Linked DNA regions of Homo sapiens: region 1 is linked to region 2. Evidence: chromatin contacts called from ENCODE Hi-C data. All regions are on one chromosome and are shown on one strand. Each heading gives the region's core, a stretch centred on a gene start or an enhancer-like site at or near the end of the contact. The rest is flanking DNA. Distances are from core to core; before and after follow the strand shown. Region 1 holds the start of RFXAP (regulatory factor X associated protein). Region 2 holds the start of RFC3 (replication factor C subunit 3).

Region 1 (2,931 bases), core at 391-2,890, 3.0 Mb before region 2:
AACACTATGAATGACACACGATTTTAATGCCCATTTTACAGAGTTTAATAACCTATTCAAGCCACAAGGCCAGTAAATGATGCAACAGGGATTTGCACCCAGAAGTCGAACTCCAGAACACTGGTTTTACCTTTGACTCAGTTCAAATCAAACAATCCAAAAGTTTTTTGAGACTTATACCCCATTATCATCCTTTTTTTCCCCCCTCAGGGGTACTAAGAAAAGGGGTAGTGAGAACAGGGTACTAACAACAAGGATACTGAGAACAAAGTATATTAAGTATTGGGGTAGTGAGAACATGAGAACAAGGGACTAAACATAGGGGTACTGGGAACAGAGTTGTAAGAAAAGAGTACTACGTACAGGGGTACTACAGACAGGCAACTGAGTATAGCAGTACTAAAAATACGGTACTAGGAAGAGGGTTAACAGAACAGGACACTAAAAACAAAGTACTAAATACAGGAGTATTACAAATAGAGGTACTGAGAACTGGGTACTGAGAACTGGATACTGAGAATAGAGTAGTGAAAACAGAAAGAGATGACTTTCTCAGAAGTACCAACTTCATCTAGGTTCCTAAGTCTCCTTTAGCGATGAACCAGACCGATCATTTACTCTATGTCCTTCCAGCCATATCCCAGATCTATGACAGCTCTGCCGATGTCACATTATTTTTACTGAAATTTCTGCACCTATCATGAGTTCAACAGAACTGTTATTGCTTTGCACATGTTGGTATAAACTTTAATTTAGGGCAAACACTCTAATTCTCAACCACTAACCCAGTCACTGCAAACCGGCCCATTTGGAAGTGGGGAGGCAGGCCCTGCAGATGCGGTTTGCGTTAAGATCGGGTTTCTTCTTCCACCTCCCATCCCCAGGCCTCAGCTAAGTCTGATACCTCGAGTTTGACGTTTCCCGCGCTGCCAGTCGAGGCAGTCCCACCGCAGTTCAGGGCCTGGTCGCTCTTCTTCTTTTTATACTTGTCCTTGTACATCTTGTTGCGGTGTTTCTTGCACATCCACGGTTTGCGCTGCTTGGCCACCTGGCTCGTGGTCTCGCTGCAGCCTTCGTAGGTGCAGGTCTTGCTCATGCTGCCCCCACCGCTGCCCCGCCTCCGGGCGCCCCCGCTGCTGCCCTCGCCCCCCGAGTGAGTCTCCTCGTCCTCTAGATCCTCCAAACTAGCCGCGCTCTCGCCTCCCCCCGGAGGGTCCGAAGTGTCTAACAGGTCCGCCTCGTCCTCCCCAGCCTCCTCTTCGCCATCCCCGGCCCCTTCGCACAGGTACCTAACGGGCTTGCCCGCCCCAACGCTGCCCCCGGGGGCCGCAGCCTCGTCCTGCCCAGCACAGGGTTGCATCACTAGCAGGGTGAATTGAGAGGCCGCGGCCGCCACCGAGGCTGGCGCCAAGGTGGGAGCCGCAGCCGGGGCTAGGGCCGCGGGGTGGGGCACGCCGCTGGCGGCGCCCGGCCCCGCGCCCTCCGCTACACCCTGCGCCTCCATGCTGCTAAGACCTGGCCGGGGTCCACGACCCCGGGCTTTTAGCACCTGCTTGGCCTAACGGCACTTCGCGAACCAAAGACTCAGGACACGCTGGGGTAAAAGGCGCCTATACCGGGAAGGCGCCCCGACTGCGCCTGCGCGACCGCAGCCTGCGCGTCAGCGTGTGTACGCCCGCGGGCTGTCAGGGAGCGCGGCGCCTCTGGGGGCGGGGCTGAGCGCACAACCAACGGGACTGACTGCGCATGTGCGGCCGCGGCCCCTTCGGCCAGCTGGGGGATTCGTAGACAGGGTCTGGGGGCTGTGTCAGGTGAAAACCTGCAGTGGCTGGCAAGGCAGCGCCGTTTTACCTGATCCTATTGTATCTAAAGCGGTTCAAAGTATCTTCTACAGGAGTTCCAGTATGCAAATTAGGATTGTTCCTGAGCGGTCTCACGACTTGTAGTGTTAGGATGCTAATTTTATTATTTCCCCCACAAACTGCCTGCAAGGGGAGATTTGAAGCTGGGATGCAGTGGTGTCACAGCCTAGAGTCACTAGCTCGCAGTCCATGAAGGCAGAGGTGGCTTATTTGAAAATAGTGGAGCGGAGAGGGATGGGCCACACCTTTGGCCGAGTTGTATTTGCATTGAGGGATAACTTTGTTTTTTTTCTCCTGGAAACTCACTTGATTGTTAGTACTTGCTCTTTGCTGTGGCTGCTGAGATAAGTCTTAACGTTTTCGTTTAACACAGTGAAAATGTGTGAAAAGGAATACTGAATGGCAAACGTTTAAAAAAACAATGAATGTTCTACCAGTTCTATCAGTTGCTGGGCAATTGCTGGTTGTTAAATCTTGGCTTGCCCAAATCCCAGGAGAGAAAATATCCTGCCGTATCCTGAACTGTTAAGTAGATGTTCTTTTTCCCTTCATCCTATTCTTTCGCCTAGTCAGATTTCCCATCCCACCTACCGGAAAGCAATGACTTTATTCAACAAACTATAAATCCATTCACACTAAGATGTTTGGGTGCTGACATATAGGTAGATCAGTTATGTTTTAAAGAGAGGCATATGGAAGGGAGAAGGTTTGGAATTAGAGCAACCTAGGTAGTACTTCCTGTGTGACTACAGCAAGTTCGTGACAGCCTCTCCGAGCCTCAGTTTCCTCATCAGTAAAGCCTGCAGTCGGTGGTGTGCTAGCGCCAACTGATGGTAACTGGTTGCTAAAATTTCAGGAATATAATTAGCAGAAAAATTAAACACTGCTATTATTAAAAGTCTTACTACATAAACTTACAATAAGATTATATTAAAAACAAAGGGTACAAATCTCAAAACTCTTCATTTTCTAATTATTTTATTATGTTTTATCATTATCTGTGCTTTTAAGGTTATTTATGTCTATTGTATCTGTATGCGGAAATATTATTTAGTGGTGTGTTACTGCA
Region 2 (2,915 bases), core at 34-2,533:
CCAGGGTATTGGGCAAAAACGTTTCCATCAGCATCATATATTAATTTGAGTTCCTTAAAAGGAGTGGATAAATGTCTTCCACAGACACTTTATTCTCCTAAAGATCCTTCTTTACTCTCTACTCCCTGGAAGATTCAGTTCGTTCTCACAAAATATTGCCATTGGGCACTTTTATCAACTACAACAGACAAAGAGGCATCAGGATAGAGGGGAGAGGATCTTTCACAAAGCTCTAATCTCAGCCACGCACGGTGGCCCACGCCTGTAATCCCAGCACTTTGGGAGGCCGAGGCAGGCGGATCACCTGAGGTCAGGAGTTCGAGACCAGCCTGGCCAACGTGGTGAAACCCCGTCTCTACTGAAAAATACAAAAATTAGCTGTGCGTGGTGGCGGGCGCCTGTAATCCCAGCTACTCGGGAGGCTGAGGCAGGAGAATCGCTTGAACCCGTGAGGCGGAGGTTGCAGTGAGCCGAGACCGCGCCATTGCATTCCAGCCTGGGCGACAACAGCTAAACTCCGTCTCAAAAAAAAAAAAAAAAAAAAAAAAAACTAATCTCAGGAACGTCCTAATACAATTTATTTGAGAATTAGAAACGATCTTTGGAGTAAATACATATTTACAACACTTTACTTGTAAATGACAATGACATCGAGAAATCTTAAGCCAGCTAGAAAGTAAATCACATGGTGTCATCTCCGCTCAAAATGCTCCAACGGCTTCTCGTCTTATTCTGAGACTGACTGGGTCTGCACTCCAACTCCATCCCAACACATACACCCATCTCCGATTACCCTTCCCGCTGGTTCACCACTATCGGCTACGCCGGCCTCCTGAGGTTCTTAGAACATGCCGTGCACATCCCTGCCCGGGAATTTTGCACTTGCTGTCCCCTCTTACCTGTTCCACTCTTTGCTCGGATTTCTGTATTTATGACTTTTCAATTTCCTTCAAGTCTCGGCTCAGATGCCACTTCTCAGTGGAGCTTTTCTTGTTTAAAAATACAAGCCAGCCTCCCACACCTCTTCCCCCTTCCCTGTGTTATTTTTCTCCATAGCACTTATCACCTTCCAATGCGGGCGGGAGAAGCACTGCTCCTCAGGGGGGCGCGAAACCCCGAGCCGGGGGGCCTCCCCTCTCCCACGCTCCCGGCCCCCGCAGACTCACCAGGTTCCGCAGCTGGGCCGCCTGCTCCTTGTGATAGTCCAGCCGTCCCAAGGAGCAGGGCCGATACTTGTCCACCCAGAGGCTCATGGCAGCTCGAGTTCCCGGGGGCCTACGCTTGAAAATCCCGCGCGAGCGCGCGTCCTCCCCACAACGCAGAGACAAGTTTTCCCGCGAGCTCCAAATCTCGTGACGTCACTACCGGTCGCGGCCGCGTAAATGATTTTGGACGGAAAGGCTACGGGGGCCGTGTGCAGACAAAATCAGCTGCCGCGTCGATGCCCTCTAGTTCTGAAGTTCACTGCTTTATTTATTTTCTCTTTGTTCGCACCGTCTATTATATTCTAGAAATTATCAAGCGGAATTGAAAATGTGGTTCTGACCCTTTTGGCGTCACATCCAGATACCTCAGAGAAGACCGTTCCTTTCATTTATTCATTCTTTCATTCACTTAATTCATTCAACAAAAATTTACTAAATATCTGCTAGGTGTGGAACTCTGTCCTCGGCACTAGAATATATACATCTCAGGGTTTCACTCACTTGGCAGGTACCCAGTAAAGCTTCATTGGATGAATCGCTTGAAAATGTCTGATCTTCACTATCCTTTGTTACCTCTATTCCTCAATATTCTTATTGGATTAGAAACAAAAGAATCAAGAGCATGGAAAAACTACCCAAATGTGGTCTGTAGGGGAGAAGACACGAGGTTAATATGCATTCTAAGTCTAGAATATTTGAAAGCCCTCCAATTAAAATGTGTAGAAGCATCTGAACCCCTCAGAAAAATATTCTGCATATGAAGTTGATATGCAACTTTTGAAGTTCTCTTCAAATAGTGCCTCTCAAAATGCACTTTACTCATTGTACATAATATTAATTCCTTATTTAATTTATGCTTTTATTTTATGTATTATTAAGAACCCTAAGTCCTGCCATTTGATTGCAAGGTCTTACAGGCAGGAAATGATTTCCAAATATACTTAATAACCTTTCACCAAGGTGCCTCTTACTCATTTATTAATCAATAATTTATCATGTTCTTCTATGAATCGTCATATTACATGAATTACTCCTGCAGGTAAGGTATTATCCACACCACCAAGTATAAGATTTAATCCCTGTTCTCGAGAAACTTTCTATAATAAGCCTGGAAGGCTTCTGCCTCAGGGCCTTTGCAATTACTGTTTCCTCTTCCTGGACTATGTTTCTCCAGTCAGCAGAGTTGGGTCCCTCATTTCCTTCAGGATGTTGGCTCAAGTATTATCTCCTCACTGAGGCTTCCCTGACCACCCTATTTAATATTGCAAAAAAGCTTCATCTTCTTTATGCTTCTCTCCTTTGGAATTGAAATGGAGGAAGTGTTTGAAATGAGAAGGTAAAGGAAATCAGAAGCAGGGATACTGAATTGTGGTCTATGTGTATATCATAATCATAATGAATGATAATGGAAATAAGTACTGAGAGGAATAAAGAGAAGAACCAAGTGCTAGAATGATCAATAATTTGGCAAGAGTGACCACAGGCATGACAGACAACTTCAATAAGGAGCAGTGGTTGATGGTCTCTACCGTGAAGACATGTCTCTACCATTGAAGCACATGAAGACATGTGCTTCAATATTGTTGGGGGTTCTGAGGAAGGAGAAATAGTGTGGTGACCCAGGAAGTCCAGTTAAATTTGAATTTCAGAAGCTTTTTCATATGTCTATGGCAAAATTTATTACAAATGATTTTTTTTCTCATATAAGTA

The links. A loop is a pair of places that touch in the nucleus more often than their neighbours do. Pooled maps may share reads with other maps.
Region 1: a loop to region 2 is called in a pooled map, with 12 times the contacts of the local background. The contact joins the promoter of RFXAP here to the promoter of RFC3 in region 2. A Hi-C loop is called at or near these places in 5 of 50 pooled maps.

Annotation. Positions count from the first base shown.
Region 1 is chr13:36,817,931-36,820,861 of GRCh38, reverse strand. It overlaps RFXAP (regulatory factor X associated protein), which reads right to left and starts at 1,640. Exons shown (of 3, transcript NM_000538.4): 1 at 905-1,640. The coding sequence starts at 1,504. LOC124903158 (a long non-coding RNA gene) reads left to right here and starts at 1,791. Exons shown (of 2, transcript XR_007063760.1): 1 at 1,791-2,695. RefSeq lists enhancers at 833-1,062, 1,073-1,122 and a silencer at 1,353-1,722.
Region 2 is chr13:33,816,517-33,819,431 of GRCh38, reverse strand. It overlaps RFC3 (replication factor C subunit 3), which reads right to left and starts at 1,283. Exons shown (of 9, transcript NM_002915.4): 1 at 1,167-1,283. The coding sequence starts at 1,253.